Linked DNA regions of Mus musculus: regions 1 and 3 are each linked to region 2. A link is a loop called in an ENCODE intact Hi-C map of the cell type or tissue named here. Cell type or tissue: left cerebral cortex. All regions are shown on one strand.

Region 1 (8,000 bases), 400 kb after region 2:
CCCCACCAACAGGGTGAAGTCTTTCCAGATGCTCCGATGCTCCTTCAGCTTCGAAGGGGCTCACCTAGAAAGCGAATTGGAGTCCCTAGGGAGATGTTTTTTTAAAAATGAATCCTTCAGAAAGCCCAGCGATAAAAAAGAAACAAGCGCCCCGCTAGCCTAATGTAGGACAGACAAGCAGAAAATACAAAAGATGAAACTCAGACCTGAGCTAGGAGGGTGAGCAGAGAGCTGCGCGGGCGTTTAAAGGAACAACATGTGGGCAGGTCCACGCTAATAAATTTGGAAATCTAGAGAAAAGGGGGACGTCTCTAGGAAACTGTGCATTCTAAAAACACGCACCGGGAGAGATGCGATTATAAAGTAGAGAATAGAGCTGTAAAAATTACGACTCACGATCACGGGGCCTGGTCTAAGGAAAAGCATTGGTGTCAGAAGGGAAGAAAGCAAAACTCCCGCTGACCCAGGCTGGAGGGGGAAGGAGCGCAGGTCAGAGGATAAGCGCAAGGCTTAGGACTCAGTGTGGAGCCAACACCAGCATCAGCCTGGCTTTCCAGGTCTCAGGGGAAGGACAAAGGGGAAATAAACGAGAGAAATACAAACTCAGAAAAAAAGGACAGGAACATATCATTATCTGGAAACAAAATGAGTCTTTATTTATTTATTTACTTACTTACTTACTTGCTTCTTCATTGAGACAGGGCCGAACTTAGTCCAGGCTAAGCTGCCTTGGATTCCTGATCGTCCTTCCTCATCTTGCAAATTCTGGGTTTGCAAGTGTGCACCCCATATATGATTTTAAAAAAAAAGTTTAAGACAGTCTAAGAAACCTGAAATATAGTTTCCTTGTTAAAGAAAAAAAAGAGAGAGAGAGACAAAACACTAGGTGGCTGAAGAGGCGGCTCAGCAGTTAAGAGCACTCTTTGTTCTTGCAGAAGAAAGAGAGTCCATTCCTGGAATGGACATAACAGCATAGGGTGGGATGGATGTCCAGTTCCAGGGTATCCTTGCACGTCTGCTCTGTGCAGGCACTGCACACACACATGGTGCACAGGTATACATGCAGGCGAACCCTCATACCCACCATTTTAAAAATCTTTTTTAAAATGTAATAAAATGTGTTAAGATAGTACTTAAATTTTGAAAATTCCAAATAATGTGATCATGTGGGATTCTGACTAAGTAGTACCCTAGGAGTGACCAAACAAAGTCAAAATGTTTACTCATTTTTCACTCACTGTGTTAACAAACAGAGTAGATAGATAGATAGATAGATAGATAGATAGATAGATAGATAGATAGATAGATAGATAGATAGATAGACAGACAGACAGGCAGACAGACAGACAGACAGATAGATCTTTGATCTAGATAGATCTTTGATCTAGGGTCATGTCTGAAAGTTCCCTTTAAAGCATGTCAAAAATGTTCCTAAAGAAAAATTCAGCCCCAAGCAACATAGAGGAAATAGAGAGAGAGAGGAAAAAAAGCAAGTTGATATCACTGTTGATGGATGAAGAATCCAAGTGAATTAACAAAGATTAAAAAAAAACAAAAACCACGGTGTCTAACAAGAGGCAGGGAACTCAAAACTCAAACCAATAATGTCTCTTTACAAAGCAATAGCAGTTAAGATACACGATGTATAAAGATTTCATTTATAGTTCTCAGGAAAAAAACAAACAAAAACAAAAACAGCATCCTTGAGAATGTTCAACAACTTACCCCTCCCCCTTCTAGGGAAGGTGCTTATGTTCAGCTGGAGAAAAAAAATGAGCTGTTAGGTCCCTGTGGAAATGAACTGTATGGAAAAGCATGCTGCTAGACACAGGCACCACCACCATCCCCCTCCCCTGAGCAGTCAGTAAGCTCCCTTCTTAATGCCACCTTGGTCCTGTTTCTCTCTTCCCCTCAGCTCATGTCCACACCTGCTGGCTGTGTCTCCCTGTACCCATATTCACTGAACTCTTGGTGATCAGCTTCCAGAGGACTGGGGATGCTCTGAGCCTGATTGTGACACCTCCAAAGGTGATCCTCCATACATGTACTCCTGCCTGTCTTCCATGATGACCTAAAGACTATTCTGTCATCATCCCAGAGCCCAGGGATGCTGAGTGTGTGCCAACCATCTCTAAATATGTTATTTTACTAACAAGGCTGACTTGGCTGATGATCAAGGCTGTTTCTGATCTAATTGTGTTGGGGTCGCTGTATTAGTGTGTGGACCCAAGGTCGTGACAGGAGAAAGACAGCCAGCCCCTCTGGAGTTGGGGAATGGGAGATATGGCTGCCTTCTTCAGAAGTAGGTATTCAGGAAACAGGACCCCACTTCTATATCTCCATGAAACTGAATGCCCCCAACAGCCAGATGAATCCAGGAAGCCCGTTCAACCTGCCTACTTAGGCTTTGAATCACGTATGCAGAAAGCACAGCCAAGAAGAATACCTGAAGAGACCAGCCCCTAAAACGTGGAGTTTGTAAACATACGTCATCAACAATGGAAAGAATTCATTTCCCTTTTCTCTATCACTACTGTTGAGACTTTTTCTTCTAGCTTCCCCAAAACCTATTATTCTGTAAGCTATCTCCACTTCCGTATCCATCTTTCAGCCTTCCCGGCCTGACCTGGGTCCAACAGAGACCTGGAACTGTAGTCTCCAGGACGACTGTTACCCCATATTTCTAGATGATTGTAGTCATCTAGCCTCTACCGAGCATCTCTGATGAGTCTCCCCACACTGGCAGCTGCTTTTCCCTCAGTTCTCCACTCATCCTTTCACGAGGTCTTGTAGGCCAGTTAGTCTCTGCAACAGGCAACCAAGGTTGTCTCGGTCCTCCCTGGAAAAACTCCTTCAACCTTTGTGTGTATGTCTCTGTGTGTCTGTATGTGTGTGTTTGTGTATGTGTCTATCTGCGTATGTGTGTTGGGGAGGAGGGTAGAGTTTCTGTGTGTCTGGATGTGTGTTTTTCTGTGTCTACCTACTGAGGTCAGAGCTCAACCTAAGGTATCTCTCCTTAGAGGCCATTCACCTTGATTTTTGAGATGAGCTCTCAGACTGAGACCTGAGCTTCACCAAATAGCCAAGGCTGGTAGACCAGCAAGACCAGAGATTGCTCCTGTCTCCACAAGGATTACAAGCGGGTGCTTCAACACCTAGATCTCTAGATGGGGTCTCAGAATCAAGCCCAGGATGTCATATGTGCTTGGGGAATGTTTTATACCTGAGTATTTCCTCAGCCTCCGGACCCTCAGCTTTCACTGCTGTCCAGTTCATACCTCTGACCCTGCATGGCCTTGAAAGAACAGAATGGCAAACCCATCTCATGTCCCAGCTTACAGTCCCTGGCTTTCCATGCTGCCACTCTGATTGATACCATCTAAAGTGCTTGGCACAAGCACCCTACTGTACACAGTGGAAACCCCCCAGCCTCCTGGCAGTTCCTGCAGCTTCACCTTCCCTACTAACCAAGTTCAACTCACTCTGTCTCATTAGTCCCCCTTACCCAAGCCCCTACTATGCCTATGATGAAGAGAGGATGGATCCCAGTGGCCCCTGATACCACCTTCTTATGCCAACTCCAGTGCAATGCAAACATCATCTTCACAGCCACAGTTCCAAGCAAGACCACCCTGAGCCTCTCTGTCACCGGCTGTCTGCCACCAAATCTTTAGGCTCCCTTCCATTTGTAGTGATTCTTTTTATAACCTATTTTCTGAATGCATCCACCATTACCCCGCCTCCCCCTTCTCCACCAGCAGTCTGAGGCCCCACAAGGCTAGAATCTTCTCCAGGCACCACGAAGCGCTGGCAGATTTGTTGTGAAGATATTTCAGATGTGCAAAAGGATGTTAATTGTGGTGTAGTAATTAACCTGGTGCCATCTGCCAAACAAAGGTTAGTGCATACATGCGGAGGGTTAATATGCAGTCACGAAGGGAACAACTTAGCTCTCCCTGTTGCAAATTAGAAAAAGAAACTCACAGAAAGTGAAGAGCTCTGAAGGAGCCATGGAGCAAAACCAGGAAGCTTCCACAGGGCAGATACGCAACAGCCCCAGACACAACAGCATCATGGGTAATTCAGTGCCTACAGTTCACTCTTGGCCCTGGAGTTCTGCCCTCTATGCAGAGAAATCTCCTTCCCAACCACCACACACTCTAAATAAGACTCCCACCTGTTCCAGAAGCAAGCCTACCCTCAGGGGACCAAATGCTCTTCCAGAAGGACACAGAGCCCACATTTTAAGTCAGCCCACTCTGGCTAGTGACATAAAATAGCTGCCAGGGACTATTTTCTTCCAAACTGGTATATATGTATTGTACATGACACTGCGTTACATAAGGACTTTTTTCAAAGATTCTTTCTTATTTATGTGTTTGCAAGGGTGCATGTGTGAGTGTGTGTGTGTGTGTGTGTGTGTGTGTGTGTGTGTGTGTGTGTGTGTATGTGTGTGTGTGTGTGTGTGTGTGTGTGTGTGTGTATGCGTGTGCATAGACCACATGTGTGAAGATGCCTAAGGAAGCCAGAAGAGGGAATCAGATGGCCTGGAGCCAGAATTGCAAGCATCTGTGAACCATCCATCTGAGCCCTGGGAAAGGAACCTGGGTCCTCTGCAAGAGCAGCCATTGCTCTTAACCACTGAGTCATCTCCCCAACCTGGCATAAGGACATTTTTCATATAAGTACATATTGCATATTGGATCCTCCTCCTCCTCCTCCTCCTCTTCCTCCTCCTCCTCCTCCTCCTCCTTCTCCTTCTCCCCTAACCTGTGAGGCCTCTCTACTCCCCTAGACAGTTTCATTCTGACTTTCACATCATATAGACACATGGGCTTTTATGCCTCTCCATGAAACCTAGGATCCACGATGAAAGAATATAAAATGTTCATCTTTCTGAGAGCAACTGAATATGCTTGGATAATAACCATCTTCAGTTGCATATGTTCTCCTACTAACACCATAACTTACTTCTTCTTTATGGCTAAACAGAGTTTCACTGAGTATAGAGACCAGGTTTTTCTTGCCCATTCCCCTGTTGAGGGGTACCTAGGTTGGCTCTATAATTCACCTATTATGAACAGCAAGTGTAGCAGTAAACATGTGTCCCTGCAGTGTGGTGACTTTTGGCAGTCCTTTGAGAAAACACCTGGGAGTGCTGTACCTGAGTCACACAGTAGGTCTATTTCAGGGTTCAATTTTCATTTGTTTTGTTTTGGTTTTAACATTTATCGTGGCAAACTCTTAAAAATCCTACTTCTTAAATTTTTCATTTTATGTGCAGGAACATTTGCTTGCGTGTATGTCTGTACACCCTGTGCATGCCTGGGGCCTGTGGAGGCCAGAAGAGACCATTTGGGCCCCTTAGAATTAGTTCCAGATGGTTTTGAGCCACTATGTGAGTTCTGAGAATTCCTGAACCTGGGTCCTCTGGAAGAACAGCCAGTGCCCTTAAGCACTGAGCCAACTCTCCAGCCCCTACTATGGGCTGATTTCCATAGTGGCTGTTCAGATTTGCATCTCCCTCCAACAGCAATAGATAAGGATTCTTTCTGCTCTCATCCTCACCAGCATGTGTTGTTACTGGCTTCTTAGTGAGGGGGGGGGGGGTGGCAGACTCTTACTGTGGTGCTAAGCTGCATTCCCCTAGTGGCAGGCAGGTTCAACACATTCTAATGGTTCCTCTTTTCAAAGGTAGGTGTGTGTGTGTGTGTGTGTGTGTGTGTGTGTGTGTGTACACCTATCTGCCTGTCTGAGTAACTGAAAGAAAGTTTCCCCTGAATTGGTTTTGACCAGTTTCCTGAGTCTTTTTTTCTCTGCCTGGTGGCATTCCAAACACGGTTATTTTCTGCTTCTGGGATGTCTGTTGTTCGGATTGTCTTCAAGGACTTTGCTAACAATTAGAAATTAAAGCTATTTTTCTCTGGGAAACATGGAGACAAAAGCTGTGATTAAGTAGCTGGGTTGATTCGGGATGCGTCAGGCGAGGCTCAGTTCTCATCTACATCCAGACATCCTCGGAGTGATGTTAGGTCGGCAGCTGGAAGCCAGGCGGCACACGATTTGTCCTTCCTCCATCACGATGGTGGATGGCACACACTGGTTATGACGGTTGGTTTCAACTTGGGGGAATCTAGAATCACCTCAGAGATGGGTCTGGGGGGGGATTATCTTGATTACACTAATTGATGTGGGAAGCCTGGCCCACTGTGGGCGGTGCCATTCCCTACTGGGATCCTAGTCTGTGAGTGGAGGAGATGAACAGCACTCTGCATTGATTTCTTTCTGTTACTAATTGTGGACACAACGTGGCATCTCTGTCAGGTTCCTGCTACCTTGACTCCCCCAGCATGATGGACAACCCCTCAAACTGTTAGCCAAGATAAACCCATCCTTCCATTGCATTTGTTTGAGTATTTTATCACAGCAACAAGAAAAGACACTAAGGCCCAGGTGAAGAAGGTAGGTGAAGGATGTGCTGTTGATTACTTAAAGCAACACCCACCCACAGATAACTAAGACCACGTATGTTTCAAAAGCTTCTCAACTCAACATTTCAAAATATATTTTTATAAGGCCATCTCTGTCTTAGAATTTGAATACAGGTACTTACGGGACCACAATTAAAAAAAAAAAAAAACCAACTCCAGTATCCTATTGTAGTATTGAATGACATGCATCAAAATATCTAACATGGGTAATCAACTGGGTCATACTGGAATGTGAATACATACCAGCTCCATTCCAGATAGGGAAACTGAGTCATTTGACTCTTTTTTTTTTTTTTTTTTACATATTTTCCTCAATTACATTTCCAATGCTATCCCAAAAGTCTCCCACACCCTCCCCCCCTCCACTCTCCTACCAACCCATTCCCATTTTTTGGCCCTGGCGTTCCCCTGTACTGGGGCATATAAAGTTTGTCTGTCCAGTGGGCCTCTCTTTCCAGTGATGACCGGCTAGGCCATCTTTTGATACATATGCAGCTAGAGTCAAGAGCTCCGGGGTACTGGTTAGTTCATAATGTTGTACTTACAGGGTTGCAGATCTCTTTAGCTCCTTGGATACTTTCTCTAGCTCCTCCATTGGGGGCCCTGTGATCCATCCAATAGTTGACTGTGAGCATCCACTTCTGTGTTTGCTAGGCCTCGGCCTAGTCTCACAAGAGACAGCTATATCTGGGTCCTTTCAGCAAAATCTTGCTAGTGTATGCAATGGTGTCATCGTTTGGAGGCTAATTATGGGATGGATCCCTGGATATGGCAGTCTCTTGATGGTCCATCCTTTTGTCTCAGCTCCAAACTTTGTCTCTGTAACTCCTTCCATGGGTGATTGTTTCCAATTCTAAGAAGGGGCAAAGTGTTCACACTTTGGTCTTCGTTCTTCTTCAGTTTCATGTGTTTTGCAAATTGTACCTTATATCTCACTATACTAAGTTTCTGGGCTAATATCCACTTATCAGTGAGTACATATTATTTGAGTTCTTTTGTGATTGTGTTACCTCACTCAGGATGATGCATTTGACTCTTTTTAAGCAAGCCAACCCCAGACCCATGCTCCAACTCTACAGGGATATTTCTGGATCAAAAGTCCTACTTGATTTACCATCTCCCTGGATGAGATAAAGACTCAATATTAGTTACAGAAAATGAGCATCAAATAAGACCTACAGGTATAGAAAAGCAAAAATAAAAAGGGAAGCTAATTCTACTCTGAGGCCTACAGAAGGAAGATGGCGGTGACAGAAGACACAATCAGGAACCAGGAGAACTGTTTGTAGGTATGTCTTTCCAAGTCTCTGGAAAAATCTGGTTTCTAAGGCAGGGGTCAGAGGCTGGCTTTGAATTCCTCCTGAAAATTCACCATCTCTGTCGTGTGGGTGCTTTTTATTTGCTGGCCTGAGGCTTCTGATCACAGCGTTTGCTAAAACCAAGTCAAGTGACATCCTAACATGTGAGTGAGTTATTCTTCTAGAATCCCAGCATAGCTCTATCGAAGAC
Region 2 (8,000 bases):
CTGTCGGGGATGGGTTTAACTGGGGAAGCATTCTGAACAGCCGTTCTCTTTTCCCTGACAATCTTCTCCCAGGGCCACCCAGCAGAGACGATGCCCAGCTTTTTCTAACCGCATTGTAAACAAGGCCTGGGGTTTACATAACACCTTGGCCACTGACAGTGAAAAAGCAGCTCTAAGTGTTGTACTTATGTCTGTTTGTACAACGCTGGTGCAACATTGAGAGGCTTTGGTAATATCCTGTTTACAGACAGAAGAAGAAAAAAAATGAAAAGGAAATCAAGTGGTTTCTTCCTGTATCCCTGCCGGAGAAGTCCTGTGCAGACAACAGGGCAGCTTGCACCATGCTGTCTGAATGACCATGCGTGCTATCTTTGCTTTGATTCCATTTTTTTCTTCAGCAAACCAGAATCAGTTATCGGGACCAGGGAGATGGTAAACATTGGTAAAATGTTCGCTGTATAAACCAGAAGACCTGTGTTCTGATCCCCAGTGCCCAGGTAAAAGCTGGGCATGGTAGAGCTTGCTCCTAGTCCCCTTATACTGGCATAGTGGTGGAGACACACAGGTCCACAGGTATCTCTGGCCAGCCATATTAGCTGAAAGCTGGCTATAAAACTAAGCTGGACATGATCGATGAAGACATCTGATGTTGAGCTCTGCCCTCTACGAGTACTCACACATGTGCGTGCCATCCCCACAACCCCCTGACATGTAGGTAGATATATACAAAGGTACAATTCACAGGTCAAATAGCTCGTGCCAAAATGAATACCCCAGGATAATAGCAGACATTGGCTATTGTGCTTGGAAACCAGGAGCGCCACTGGAGACAGGAGTCCACATCAAAGAAGGCCTGGGGTACACCCTGTCCCAGTTCCCGTTGTGTGGAAAATGAACATTATTTATGGTTCTGGACATGTCTTCAGCAGACAGCTTCTGAGGCTGGTTAACTGGGAAATGCATGTTTGCAAGCAGAACGGGTTTTAAACATGAACTTGTGCCAGGTTCCAGAGCTCATCAACCTGGGAAATGACAAAAGAAGGTACAAGAGCAAGGAAACATCATGATAGTGAGGGGTAGCCTGGGCTAGGCTGGCTCCCTGAGGCAGGCTGTGGACATGTCAGTGAACTCCGTCCTGGCAACGTGAAGGCCTGAGGGCAGTTGTGGAATCAAGTGAGCCTGGAGTATGGTTTTCAGTGATTCCACGTCCTTCAATATTATGCTTTGACACAAAGAGGTGATACGGGACAGAAATCAAAAGATTTATTCTTAAATATTTTTGGATGGAGCAAATTTAGCAATCCCAAACTTAACTAGTGACGTTCTTAGAGGTGCTATTAAAATGTGTTTTAAAATTAGGCTACTGGTTTCTATAGCTGTGTTTGCTCATGTGGGGAGATTTTAGGTTTCCGAGAAGACTTCAGACTGAAACTTTCTATGGAAAGTACTGGTATGCGGACTACAGAGTCCCTCCCCCCCCCCCCCCCCGTCCGCCAAAAACTTGGGCTCACTCATAAATAAGTGCCCAGATAGCATCACGGTATTAACCAAGCCCGACTCTGCTTAGCTTCTGAGATCAGACACAATCTTACACTAAGGGCCTTGTAGTCATGGTCACATTGGTCTCCATAACAAGTTCAAGCCTAAAGATCTGGGGGGTGGGGGGGAGGTCTGTAAAACTTTGATTTAAATGGCGTCCTGGAGGGAACTTTTGCCCTTTGCATTCATGGGTGGCAGGGAATGATGTCAAAGTAAAATGGGCTAGGTATGGAAAGGTAGATCCCACGTGTCCTTACAAGGAAGCTAAATTATCTAAAGCAGAGTAGGATCTACCCAGGGCTGGAGAGTTGGGGTGTGGAGGTGATGGTCAAGAAGGATGTGATATTTAGCTACAGGAAATAGCCCTATGGAGGCTAAGGCAGGAGGATTCTTGTTTGAAGCCAGCCTGGGCTAAATACAGAGTAAATTCTAGGCTAGCCTAGGCTATGGCAGCAAGAGCCTGTCTCAAAAGACAGTCTCACATGTCTAAAATAAAATGACTGGTCTCTTTTAGACACAACTCACCTATTTCATCATTCCAGTGTTAGAGAGGGAGGCAGGGTCAGCATCCTTGGGGGAACCATCCAGGAGCAAGGCTCAGGAGTTCTCCCTTTCTCCCAGCTCCACATCATCAGCTCTCCTCACTCCCAGTTCCTCTAGTGTCCCCAGTGGGTCCTTCAGTGGTCTCTGTGTCTGGTCTCTCAAGATAAATCTCCAGTCGTAAAGAGATTCGAACTCGCACGCCTTGGTTTCTAGTCCCTGCTTCCTACATCCTGACCGCCATTGGTGGACTAATAACTGGATGTTCTCCAAGCTCCTCCTCGGTATCTCTCTGACTTATTCACATGCTTCTGCCTCCTGAGGGTCTGTTTTCCTCTTAGAACATGACAGAAGGCTCATTCTAACTCGCTGGACTTTCTGCATGTCAGTTGGCTGGAATCCCAGGAGCCTTAATGGCTTCTCTGACCTTCCACAACAAAGGGTTTCCCCTTTTTCTCAATCCTCAACACCATATCCCCATCCCCCCCACAAAAAACAATTCTGTGGGATGCCTTTGTAATCCTTGGTCTGATACCTGCCTCCTCTGTTCATTTCTTCACTTGTGTGTTTAACTCCATCTCTGTTTCCTGTGTATTTGCCGACTCCATGGGAGGGATATGCATGACTGTTTTCCTTAACCAAACCTTAAACTTGATTCACTAAGCATTAGGCAGGATGATTACAGAGAGCATGCCTGGCTGGATGAGGAAAACCCTACAAAGCAGTCTTCATTAAGAAACAACATAATTTTAATTTAGGATAAATTACATAAGTATCGCACAAAACACCCACAGAATGCCAATTCATTCATTAATTGACTTCCATTTCTCTTGCTACTAAATCCTTTTGGCCGACATATCAAAAGGCAAGCACTGTTTGTTTACAATCCTTCATGTTTAAAATAATCAATGACCCATTGCCTTGTTTAGAAATCATAAATTGAATATGGTAAGGAAATTAAATGATCCTTCCGACATTGCAGAACACCCCTTAGTTAATCCTGAAATGAATAACGGGTCACAACAAAATGGGCATAGAAGTTATGTTTACATGGATTTATTAACTAGAGTTTGGGAAAAGAACGAACCGTCTTAATTCAGTCACTCCCGCCAGGCCATGTGGATACACAGAAAGGGAGATGACTGGGCAGAAGGAAGGCACATTGGAGGCTCAGGACTTTATCTGTCTAAAAGAGGAAATAGATGCTGTGGGTGGTTATTGACCAGCTCGCAATTTTACTTAGATGTTTTGCTGCTAAAAGGGGAGATAGCTTTTAGTCAACATCTGTAAGGAGGCTTCTCCAAGGTTAAGCTGCTTATATAGATGGGAGGTGTGGACCTTAGTATTCAGAGCACATGAGGTCTATTCACAGTCTCTATCTACCCATTTATTTACAGAAAAATCCAGTCCTCTTTCTCTCTATGTCGCCTGCATATCCACCTGAACAAACACTCTTAAAAGGCACTTAGCTGGCTAGCTGTCAATAGAGAAACACACCATTATCGACGTTATCTTCAGAGAAAACAGTTCTCTTGACCCCCTGTGGTAAGACTCCCCTATTTCCTTCTGAAAATTTTAAGACCCTAATGCAGATTGCCCATGTTCTAGTTGAAATGCCCAGTGTTCTGACCACTGTGCTGCATATGGGGTTTTACCTGGTACCTGCTCACCTTTGCTTTGCATGGTTACTGATGACTTTAGGATGTTATTAAATCCAGAGGGAAGAGACTTTCTCGTCTTTTATCTAATTACTACTTCGGTAATTACCTTATCACCACTTAGGCACCAAATTATCTAGATAGCTTCCACTCCAGAAATCTCTTTACAGTCCCCGAGGATATGTCTCCGTCTTTTCTCCCATTAACTTACCAGGGTGCACGTGTGGTGTGGGTGCAATCCATGGTAATATCGGATGGAATTCTGGCAGAAGCTGATCCAACCTACAGCCCAATTTTATGTTCAACAGGCCAACTCTGTACCATTTAGGAAAGAAATTCATTCTCATTCTCTCTCTCTCTCTCTCTCTCTCTCTCTCTCTCTCTCTCTCTGTCTCTCTCTCTCTCTCTCTGTCTCTCTCTCTCTCTGCATATCTGTGAGATGCATCTTTCTGCTAGCCTGGTGTTGGCTATTCAGCCTGCAGACACTAGGAGAGCAGCCTGTCTTCCAGACAGAGCAATTAAAATAGGGCTCACAATGTGGCTTTTGCTGGAAAAAAAAGGGAGTGTTCCAAAGTCACCAAAGCTCAATAGGTCATTAAGCCAGACAATTTGGGAATCTTGAGGGGAAAAGAAAATTGGGAGCTTAAGGAAAAAGAACAAGAAACAAAGAATTGCAGACAACTAACCCATTAGAACTATACCAGAGTCATTCTGCCCATCCCTGACCCCAGCACCCTAACCCTAACCCTGACCCTGACCCTGATCCTGACCCTAACCAGAGAGGAAGTGGCCAGTGAGGAACAGCCATATTTTACAAAGTGTGTTTGCAGACAGAAGTGAGATTTCCATAACAGCTGGACCAAAGGTTCTATGGCCAGAACAAATTGATGAAGCCAGCCAGACAGAGGTAATAAAACTCTGGTGCCACATTTATAGACAGATGAAGCAGGAAAGGGCATCAAAGGGTACACAAAACTGCTTGGTTCTCTAGGGAGAACCCATAGGGTGGGTGGGGCAGAATAAAGTCCCAAAGAGCCATCATGGACTCACCAGTGACAGAAGACCAGACGATCTGAGGGGGGGGGGCCTGACCTTGCAGCCTTTTCCCTCCTGATAAAAAAAATATATAAGTATTTGAGTTAAAAAACCAATTAGTTATACTAATATTGATAAAAAATTAATTAAGTCTGTAGTCTTATTATTGTTCTTTCAAAGGTAAGGTGTGGTTGCATAGAACTATAATCAAGTCCTATGGAAGCAAATGCAGGAGAAAGCAGATTGCCTTGAGTCCCAGGCTAGCCTGGGTTACAGGGAGTGGAATAAGCCAGCCTGGGCTAAGAAGAACAGGCAAGATGAGGAAAGAGGAAAGACCCAGAATTAAAATGAATTCCACTTATAACTAGGCTGCTGGCTCAAGCACCAGGATGAAGAAGGTAAAACCCCGGGGCAAAAATCTTTAAGGGGAAGTGGATAATTGATTTCTAGTATTTTAATATATCCAGAACATTAGTTGAGCAATGTGATGTGAATCCAAATGAGGCTGTTTCCATTATTTATTCATGCATTTGTTTATCTGAAGACACACCATTGGCATACACCTGGAAATAAGAACTCATTTGCTTGGCCAGAGGGGCCTCTTTGTGGGGTGGATGGTGATTCAGAGATTCAAAATGATTGGACAACGTACTGGAGAATATGTGACTATTGAGTGCTTAGCCCAAAGTGCAACAGCTAGATCAATAGTCCCTATAAAGGCTCAGAGAACATCTTGGAAGACAGGGTGGAAAGACTGCAAGAACTGGAAGACAGAGAGGAGAGCTGTGAGAAGCTCATGAAGTCACAGAAGCTGTGGTCACCTGCACAGGATCAAGTCATCAGCACCAGGCACTATTTCAGCAAGCAGCACTAATTGTTCTCTGTGGGCTATTAACAAGCCACACACACACACACACACACACACACACACACACACACACACCAAGCAATCAAGAGTGAACATGAAGAAAGGAGGAGAATATGTTACCGTGCCTGGTGCCTAAAGGGCGAGAGAAAGGAATTATGGGTGAATATGATCAAGACACATTGCTTTCCTTTATAAAAATTGTTAAGGAATAAACAGATGTACTATTTTTAAAAGTATTGTCTTAGATTTATTTAGCAAATAAAAATGTTCAACTGATACATATATAGTTTCAGAAGATGGTTCCCGCCATGGTGTGGACATGATAATTTGAGAGCCATTGGGAGCTAAGGAGAAAGGGATCCTGAGGTCTGATTATAAGACAGCGATTTTTCTCTGAGCAACTGGGATGATGGGATTGCCTGGCTGGGATGGTGAAGTTACCAGAAGGAAAGGGTTTGGAATGTGTAGGCTGTGATTTTTTTTGGTTTAAGACGTGCTGGTTTGAATTGCCTAGTAGGCAGCCACGAGGAATGAGTGAGCCTGGAGTTCTGGGAGGAATTCCAGCAGGAAGATGCACATGTTGGGATTATCAACCAATAGATGGTATTTAAAGTCACAAGAAGGCACAAGATTGCCAAAGAAATGAAAGTTGGCAAAAAAAAAAAAAAAAAAAAAAGAACTCCATAGCCACTTCCTCAGAACATCTAACTATTCAAGGGACTGATGGGGAGGGATGAGGTACGAGCTGGATGTGAACAAGGAAGAGAATTCCAGGTATGTGTTGTCCCAGAGCCTTGAGTTTCAAGGGCATGCCAGGCTCTGTTATGATCAGAGTTAGTCGATGAACCAACACTGATCATACGCCCATCTCAAGAGCTACTCTCAACATGTCCAGTTAGAGACTCTGTAGGATTTCACCGGGGTGACATGGTGAAGGAGTCTATACTCAGCTGTGGTGGAATCATTCACATAGAAATCCTCCCCATCCAAGGCTCAGGGACCAGAGAGAAAGAGTGAGTGGAAAGAATGTAAGAGCCAGCAGGTAGAGAAGGGGGAGTGGCCTGAAATGATGACTTCTGGGTTGCTACACAACAACAGCTCATAGCAACTGTGGTTTCCTGCACATGACCAAGCGTTGAAATTCTCACATGATTTGAGGGGCGGGGGGGGGGGGTCCCTACAGCTCTACCCTTGGCAGTTTATGGCTGATGAGAGAGGACAAATCGCAAGAAGTGTGTCACTGGGGGTAGCCCACATGTCCGTGGATGACTACACATACACATGTATACACGGAAAGTTCTATTGCTATGAAGAGACACCATGACCATGGCAACTCTTATAAAGGAAAATATTTAACTGGGGCTGGCTTACAGGTTAGGAGGTCCATTATTATCATGGCAGGAAACATGTTGGTACATGGGCAGCAGGTCTTACATATCCTGATATGATTTTCTCAATGTCTTCTGAAGAGCCACGGGCAACAACTGTGAGGCTTAAATAGGAGATATGGAGATCCATGGTCAGCATCTAAAAGGTTACATCTTCAGTGTAGAGATGAAGATGGGTAGTGGGTAGATCTGTAGTGGGTAGATGGCAGGGAGCCATATGAGACTGAGAACATGCCAGGACAGCGTGGAGCACAACAGCACTGGATACTTGAAGCAACATGGGAATCGAGATGGTTTGACCATGGGTGGGAGGTGAAATCAAGGTGTGCAGCTGGGTTAGAGATAAGGCCATGGGAAAGAGGATTCAAAAGGCAACTTGAGAGGGACAGCTGTTGATCATGTACTCAATGCTGTAGATCTCTTCTATATCTATCCATCCATGTACTATCTATCTATCTATCTATCTATCTATCTATCTATCTATCTATCTATTATCTATCTATCTCTCTATCTCTCTATCTCTCTATCCATCCCTGTATCTATCCATCTACCCCTCTATGTATCTATCTATTAACCTATCTATTATCTATTCATATATCATCTATCTATTAGATCTATCACTCATCTATTTGTTATCTGTCTGTCTACGATGTAACTCCATCTATCTTTGGTTTATCTACCTATATCTTATTCAGACTATCATCTGTCACCCTACCTTTCATCTGTCTATCTTCTACCACTCTTTTTATTATCTGTAAAGGCATCTATCTACCATGCTATTATTTATCTTTATTTATTTTTAGTCTATACACCTACCTGTTATTCAATCTGTAACCTAGCATCTATCTATCTATCTATCTATCGATCTATCTCACATTTATCTGCCAACCACCTATCTTTTATCTACTATCTATCCTTTACCATTCATATATATACTTATATACATATATATACACTTATCTCTATCATATA
Region 3 (8,000 bases), 250 kb before region 2:
TGCACCAGGCATTGCCTGTGGCATAACAAACTTCTCTGACCCCAGTATGTGAGCCGAGCGTCTCTAGCTATGGCCATAAAAGAGGGAAGAAATTGTGACTCCTGAATCACTGCAAAGAAAGTGATTATTGATATTAACTACAATATTAATGTTATATTTATATATCATACATAATACTGGATATTTTATAATATTAAATGTATGGCATTAAATATAATATTAATTCATATATTTATATTTATATATATTTCAACTGAATTAAAAGCCAAAAGAAAGGGGGGCAGGTTTATTTGGGAATGGGCTCCTGGGTGAGTTCACCAGTCCCTGGGGATGAGAGCAGGGGTGGGGATGAGGACTGTGGGGGTGGGGTGGGGGTTGTCATTGGCATACTATGGTGTGGAAGTTTCTTAAAGACTGTAAAGGAGGGAGAATGGTGTGTCTGCCACATGCTGGGCTTGTGTGGGGATGGGGCATGGGGGGGTGTGGATGTTGCCTGCTGGTGACTTCAGATGAAGGCGGTTGGGATAGCTGTCAGGAATGCAGGACTGGGCTTTCTGTCACCTTTTCCATTCCCAGGCTTTCCAAGTGGGTGCGGTTGGAGAGAGACGGAGGAATAAAACTTGCTGGGCCAAATCCGGGATAAGCCAGGGACTCCCAACCAAACACAAGTCCATCCTCAGGGAAGCCAAGAACTCAAACAGGGCGGGAACCTGGGCGTGGGTGAGAATTTAAGCAGAGACTGCTTACAAAAGCTACTTATAGTTGGGCGTGGTGGCCCATGCCTTTAATCCCAGCATTTGGGAGGCAGAGGCAGGCGAATTTCTGAGTTCGAGGCCAGCTTGGTCTACAAAGTGAGTTCCAGGACAGCTGGGGCTACACAGAGAAACCCTGTCTTAAAAGACCAAAAAAAAAAAAAAAAAAAAAAAAAAAAAAAAAAAAAAAAAAAAAGCTGCTTACAGGTTTGCTCTCCATGCTCAGCCTGCTTTCTCAGGACCACCTGCCCAGGGGAGGCACCATTCAACAGTGGGCTGGGCCATCTCACATAAAGTATTATTATTAGTAGTAGTATTAGTAGTAGTATTGTTATCATTATAAAATACTTCATAAACTTGCCCTCAGGCCAAAAGAGGCATTTTTCTCAACTGAGGGTCACCTGAAAAGACATCAAGTTGATACAGATCTAATCAGGACACTCTATATCCCGTATCAACCATGAACCAGTTACAGATTGTCAGGAAGGGGTGAGTCCCAGTCTTATGCAGGTGAACTATAACTGTAACATTCCACAACCCGGTACCCCTTCCTCCAGCTCTTACCATCTTAACATCCCACATGGTGTTCCCTGAGCCTGGAGGGTGTGGTGAACACTTCCCACTTACCGCTGAGTCACTTATATCTTCACTCTGACCATGTGCAAGTCTCTGCGTAACCACCGCCTACTGCAGAAATAGGCCAAGAGATGATGATTCTCGTTGGACTAAGGAAGGCTGGGGAAGAGCCTGATTGACAGCTCCAGGGTTTCCGGTGGACATTCTTGGCGGGTGTTTATGGGCACAGATCTGTGGGGATGTGCGTTTGTGTGTGTGCTGCTTGAAGGTACAGGTCACTGCAAAGCTGCTATGAGAATAGTGTGAATTCATGGTTGTGGGGGTAGTGCACCCTGGTGTGTGTGTGTGTGTGCATATGCGTGTGTGTGTGTGTGTGTGTGTGTGTGTGTGTGTGCGTGCGCGCGGGAGTGTACGCATCCTTGTGCATTTTATCCACTGAACCATCTTGCCACCTGACATATACAATGTTTCTTTTTTTGTTTTGTTTTGTTTCTTTTTTTTTTTTTTTTTTTGGTTTTCTGCGACAGGGTTTCTCTGTGTCGTCTTGGCTGTCCTGGAACTCACTCTGTAGATCAGGCTGGCCTCCAACTCAGAAATCCGCCTGCCTCTGCCTCCCAAGTGCTGGGATTAAAGGCGCGCCACCACGCCCAGCCACAATGTTTCTTAATCCTAATGCTTGCGTTATTCTGATCCTGCTCCCTCAAAGTGATTTTTCTCCAGGGTTCCCCCTGCACCCATCACGCATATGCGTTTCTCATCCACTTCCTGTCTTTCAGGAGTTCATTCAGTTGGCAAAGAGACTGGTTAGCGATCCCGCACTGGAGAAGGAAATCGTGACCAACGGAAGGGAATACGTGAGGACGCATCATTCCTGGCAGGTGGAGAGAGACACCTACCAGCGCCTCATCAGGAAGCTAGAGACGAACTTGGAGGATTAAATGATGGAAGTCCGTGCTCACCACATCTGTCCCAACAACCATCAGGTGCTCAGCTCGGGGCAGATGCCAAAAGATGGGACCCAGTCCTGGACCACTGGAATCCTAGAGTCCCCAGGAACACATCCAAACCCCACCCCACCCCAAGTCTCTTCCTGTTTGGCAGACAGTTCTGCTGTGCTTACAGCTCAGTTCTGGATGGACTTATAGCTCACTTCTGAAAGTGCTTGTGACTCAGTCCCAGAGGTGTTTACAGATCAGTCATCAGTGGGCTTGTAGGCTCACTGCTCAGTCCCAGATGGGTTTGTAGCTCTGTGCAGGAGATGGAGGTGCATCTCAGGGGCCTTTGGAGGACTGTTTCAAGGACTGCTTTTACAACGTATGGAGGCTTATTTATAAGCAACAAAACCCAAAAAGGCCAGGATTGTCAATGGAGTGGAGCTGGCAGCATTTTTGATATGATCTTGATCAACAAGCCATCATGGGACAGGGGGGTGGCGGGGGTTGGTAGGGAGGCGGGCTGTGGTTGGCATGCTAATTAGCTCTGGAGAGGCTATGAATGTATCATGTTGTGTCACTTCTCACTAGTGTACCTGAGAGCCCAGCTTGCTTTCCAGAAGAGGCCCTGCCCCCCCTGTATGACATCACAGGGAGTCTGGCTCTCAAGATGGAGGCTGGGAGCCTTAAATTCAATGTGGGTGGTCATTCCTCTTACTGCTAAGGAATTGAGAACAAGTGTTGATTGAGTCACAAGACTCCAGACAATGGTGGGACCCAAGACTGTGACAAGAGGTCACTGGGGTATGAGAAGTCAATCTGGGTAGTGGGGGTATCTTTCGATGGGATCTCCCTACAACAGCGCTCCGTTCCTCCAGCAACCCTTTTGTTGAATTTCAACAAGGCTGTGCTACTGTGAGCAGGACGTGCAATGGCCACCTGTGTAAGCAGCTTGGAGGAGGAGGAGGAAGAGGAGGAAGAGGAGGAGGAGGGGGAAAGGGAAGGGGAGGAGGAGGAGGAGGGGGAAGGGGAGGGAAGGAGGAGGGGGGGGGACCGCAGCCAATAGCCACACATGAGTATCAGACTGTGGAGGGAACGGAGGAGGAGTCAGAACCCATATCATACTTGCTCCAACTCAGAAGGCACATCTGGGCCTTTTGCATTTCATAGCAGCAGCAAGCATCTCCTTTTTAGAGAAGCAGGCTGGAAGGAAGCAAGCTTTGTAAACCAGAACATCAGGGATGAAATCAGAGCCCGATTCGATAGAGGATGTAATTCTCGGCCTTTATTCTGTACCTCAGATTCAGCACCGGCACTTTCACGTAGGCTCCAGCAGAGGCAGCAGCAATCCCTCACTGCTCGAGCTTCAAGCATTTGCAAGGCGCACTGAGAAATGTGTCCATTTCCTTGGCCCTCAGCCTGAGCTGGGGGTCTTACCTCTCTGGGCACAAGAAGGGGTGGGGGTAGAGGGGCGTGGAGAGAATCACGAGGCCTGAATCTCCATAGCAGCTCCTCTGAGCCCAGAGTTCAAACCCACCTCAGGAGAGGTGTGTAGAGGTCAGGTATCACGGTTGTTTACAAAAAACAGGATGCTCCGGAATGCTTGCCTCTCCTTTGCCCAGGGATGACATCACTGCCTGACCACTGTGCCAGCATCTCTAAGCTACATCTGCAAATGCTCCTTGGGGAAGGAAGGTTTCTTAACTAATAAAGCGTGTTACCATCAGCTATATATATCTATTTTTTAAAGCTGCTGTTTATTTATTCCAGAAGCACCTCTTGTTGGGAGCAGCCCCAACACCCCACCCCACCCCTGCAACACGGTCCCCAAGAAAACAAATACATTACTCGAATTTCTGATCAGAGGGGTTGGACACGAACTTATACTGAAGTGTAACAGCTTTCCCTTTCCGTACCAGACACTTGAAGAACATAAAGAGGAGCGGTTTCTGCAGACTCAACAGTTTGGAGGTTCTAGTCTATGCCTGGTTGGCTCTGTTTGGTATCCAACCCCAGGACAAGGGACAGGGGTGCCTATTTTACATACTGAAGCAGACCTGGCCTCCAGGTTTTCCCAGCATCCCTCAGACCCTACCTGGCATATCCTGCCCCCAACTCTGAACTTTCCAGCCCAGGGGCTGGGCTGCCCTTCCCCCCAGAAGCTCCTCCCTATATAATCCAGACAGTTTTGGTCTCTCTCCTCTTCTCTCTCTGTCCACGCATGCGCATCCCCTTCTTTCTCTCTCCTCCTGCCCCCTCCTTCCTTTCCCATTGCAACTTCCCTGGTCTTGATCCTTGGGGCCAGAGAACTCGCCCACCGGAAAGCAGCTTCCCAATAAACCTGCCTTTAATATAATCTAATCTGGCTTGAATTGGCTCATTTCACCGGCGGCAGAGGCAGAGAAATAACCTATCAGGTTCTATTGCTCCAAGTCTGGGCAAAGAAGCATTTCGACAGGACTGATTGGCAGAGTAAAAAATGCACTCTTCTCAACTGGGAAATGAAAGTGAACGAGGAGGTAGTACCGAGTGCAGATAATGACCTAAAGACCATATAGTAGGCCCTGTCTCTTAAAGATTCCGCCTCATCTGAAAAAAAAAAAAAAAAAAAAAAAGATTCCGCCTCCTCAGAGGGGCACATTGCAGCTGTCCTTTCAAGTGAGCCTGTGGGGTAGACAGCTGCAGGCCTCTATGTGGGGGACACCTCCACACAGGCCCGGAAGGGAGGTTTGCAAATGTTCGAACACTGAAGTATCTTGCCTTTGACAGAAATGCTCAGAGTTGCTGCAAGGCCTCCCTGGAAGGGCTCCTTGTAACTGAATTTGCTTCCTGTCTCATTTATCCACAGCTTCCTAGCAGCTCGGGGGACATGTCTCTGCCTATTTTGTGCCAATGTGGCCGAGCATGGCAGACAGTCTAGTTAATGCACGAGGCACAGAAATGAACCGGTTAGTGGGTCAGACTCTGAGGCTCTGCAGTTGCAGCCCGCAAGAGCCTGAACGAGTGCTCACTGTCCCATGATGGAAGAGCAGAGCTGAGCTGGAGATACACAGAACACAATATATGAGGGGAGTTAAACTAACGCTTTTATAAGCAACCCACTCCTGAGAGGACCCCTTTTCCCCAGGACTGGCATCAACCTCCTCTTAAGGGGTGGCCCAAGTGCTTCTCCATTGGCCCCACCTCCCATCACCACTGAGAACTGGGATTCCAACAGGTGGCTGGGTGCAGTGGACAACAACTGTAATTCCAGCACTTGGAGGAGGTGGGAGGTTAGAGCAGTGGTCTAACCTTACTGCTGTGACCCTTAATACAGTTGTCTTAGTGACCCCCAACCATAAAACTATTTCCATTGCTATTTCATACCTGTAATTTTGCTGTTATAAACTGTAATGTAAACATCGGATATGCAGGATATCCGACATGCTAATCCTATGAAAGAATCATTCAACCCCCACAGGGGGTCAAGACCCTCAGACTGAGAGCCACTGCATTAGAGCATCAGTGGTCCCCAGAGGGACCAAACTACTGGGAAAGTTCTCTATCCAATGGCGGCCACTCAAGAGAGCATCTCCCAACCCTGCCTGAGTTCAAACAATGTATGCACTTAGCTGGTTTCCCAGGTGGGTGCTTTAGAAGCTCAGAGAGAAATCAGCCTGAACTTAAAGATCCACAGAACAGCTGAGATGACCGCTGCCAACCCACACAATCTGTCTGAACAGGACACAGGCTACGTTTTCAGATTGGGCGGTGTGGGGGGGGGGGGGTCTTACTATATATGGTTCTGGTTGGGCTGGAACTTGCTATGTAGACCAGGTAGTCCCCGAACTCAAAAGATCTGTTTGCAAGCACTACCACATCCAGCAAAGGGCCAGGTTCTTTTACAGACTTAACTTTATTTATTATTATTGTTGTGTGTGATGTGTGGATGTGTTGGGTGTGGGCAGACGCGCCACTGCGTGCCTTTCAGGAGTTGGTTCTGGGGATTGAACTCACGTCAGCAGGCTTGCATGGGAAGCTCTTTTACGTGCTGAGTGGTGTCGCTGGCCCAGAGACCAGTGTCTTATGGAAAGTGAGGTGATTCTGAGAAAAGCTGGGCTGCGATTGGTTCTGAAGGGTGAGCCTCCAATTGATGAGAGGCTAAGTCTCTTCCATGAAACAAACTTAGTTGATGTGGCTATAGTTAAAACCACGAAAACAGAATCAAGAAATACTTCACTTAAACAGGTAAACAATGAATAATCATGCAACCAGACCACAGGATGCTCTCTAGAGTGTTTCTGCTCAGACGCACCCAGAGTGGCCTGCCTCTTGCTAGCCTTACCAGCTTTTCACAGCCCCTCATACCTGTTCTCTCTCTACTCACCATGATAGAATCCTTAACAGAAGCAACCAAAGGGAGGTTTCTTTTGGCTCATGCTGCCAGGGTGTTCAGTCCACCATGGAAGCTGGGTGGTTCTGTCTGTGGCAGTAGGGGCTTTGGCCTTGCTTGTTCACACTTTGGATGATTAGAGAGCTGGTGTAGAAAAGCTAAGGCAGACCATTATCCTCAAAGATATATTTCCAGTGGCCTGCAGCATCAGCCATGACTCTAATCCTAAGGTTTCACAGCTTCTCCAGAAAGTGCCATCAGCTGGGTTGTCCACCACACAAATCAATGTGGACGGCTCTCAGTCAACTGCAGCACACACACACACACACACACACACACACACACACCATTTTGTCAAGTCCAGCACTTCCCGACTCCCGACATCTGCAGTTCTGCTTTACAATCCAAACAACACACTATTTCATTTATTTAGATTTCTTTTTATTTGTGTGCCTCTTTGTGAATCTGCATGGGTCAATGTGCATTCGGAAACCTGAAGAGGGCAGTAGAGGATATGAGAGTCCTTGGAGCAGGAGTTACAGGTGACTGTGAATTGTCTGATATAGGTGCTGGCAACTGAACCCCGGTCCTCTCCAAGAGCAGTAAGTGCTCTTAACTGCTTAGCCATCTCTCCAGCCCCTGGGGTAGTATTTAAAATGATTTAAACATTTTAAACACTCACAAGAGGGACCAACTTAACAGGACTATGGGAGAAGACTCTGGGGGCATTGTGTTTGACACCAGAAAAACAAAACAAAACAAAACAAAACAAAAACAAAAACACAACAACAACAACAACAACAACAAAAAAAAAAACTAGGGGATGGGGAGATGGTTCAGTATGTAAGAACACTTGCTAAATGAGCCTAAGGCTCTGAGTTTAGATCTGAGTACCTATGTAAGAAGCCAGGTGTGACCACTGTTGTGTGGCTTTTCCTAGAAAACAAATTACTCACCCCAGATAGGGAACTGATGCCAGACTAATGTACAAATTCCAACTTGGTGAATCAGTGAGCTTGTTGGTATTACTTAGAGGAGTGTGGGTGAGGAGCTACTTAAGAGCATAGACCACTTTCTGCAAAGGCCAGCCAGGGTATAAGCAGCTTAAGAGGTCAGACTTTCCTCTTCCTCAGCTGTCCTACCTACTTATATATAACCTTGGAGAAGGAGAACCTTTGTGCCTCTGTTCAGTTTCAGGATCTTCTTGAGACTTGTGAGTTGTTTACTTCCTGAGTTTTAAGAGCCTCCCTCTAGGATGGGATGTTTCAACTCAGGAAATTGCTATTTAACCACCAGATATGTCTGTAAATACAGTGGTCTGGGCAGACTAGCCTGGAGGGTAACTTAGGCTTGTCGGCTACCACACTA

What was found. Peaks named below come from ENCODE experiments on the same cell type or tissue, not always from the same donor. Only the 100,000 strongest peaks of a DNase experiment are listed, where the experiment ranks them.
Region 1: a loop joins it to region 2, with 4 times the contacts of the local background. A loop is called at or near these places in 3 of 42 quality-filtered maps.
Region 3: it touches region 2 in a loop (3-fold over the local background); 2 of 42 quality-filtered maps call a loop at or near these places.

The regions. Positions count from the first base shown.
Region 1 is chr5:128,361,231-128,369,230 of GRCm38, forward strand. All of the region lies in intron 1 of Tmem132d (transmembrane protein 132D), which reads right to left. Among named protein-coding and RNA genes, the nearest start is that of Tmem132d, 68 kb to the right of the region's middle. In left cerebral cortex, no CTCF peak of the experiment used is centred here; DNase peaks (open chromatin) are centred at 225, 3,828, 4,224, 4,530 and 1 more place; H3K4me3 peaks cover 266 bases; H3K27ac peaks cover 2,080 bases.
Region 2 is chr5:127,956,732-127,964,731 of GRCm38, forward strand. The region is part of intron 4 of Tmem132d (transmembrane protein 132D); the gene reads right to left. Among named protein-coding and RNA genes, the nearest start is that of Glt1d1, 330 kb to the left of the region's middle. In left cerebral cortex, a CTCF peak has its summit at 4,232; DNase peaks (open chromatin) are centred at 20, 1,195 and 6,154; H3K27ac peaks cover 1,480 bases.
Region 3 is chr5:127,704,759-127,712,758 of GRCm38, forward strand. It overlaps Glt1d1 (glycosyltransferase 1 domain containing 1), which reads left to right. Exons shown (of 12, transcript NM_177005.4): 12 at 2,105-2,762. The coding sequence ends at 2,266. Among named protein-coding and RNA genes, the nearest start is that of Glt1d1, 76 kb to the left of the region's middle. In left cerebral cortex, a CTCF peak has its summit at 3,596; DNase peaks (open chromatin) are centred at 697, 1,394, 2,210, 2,440 and 2 more places; H3K27ac peaks cover 201 bases.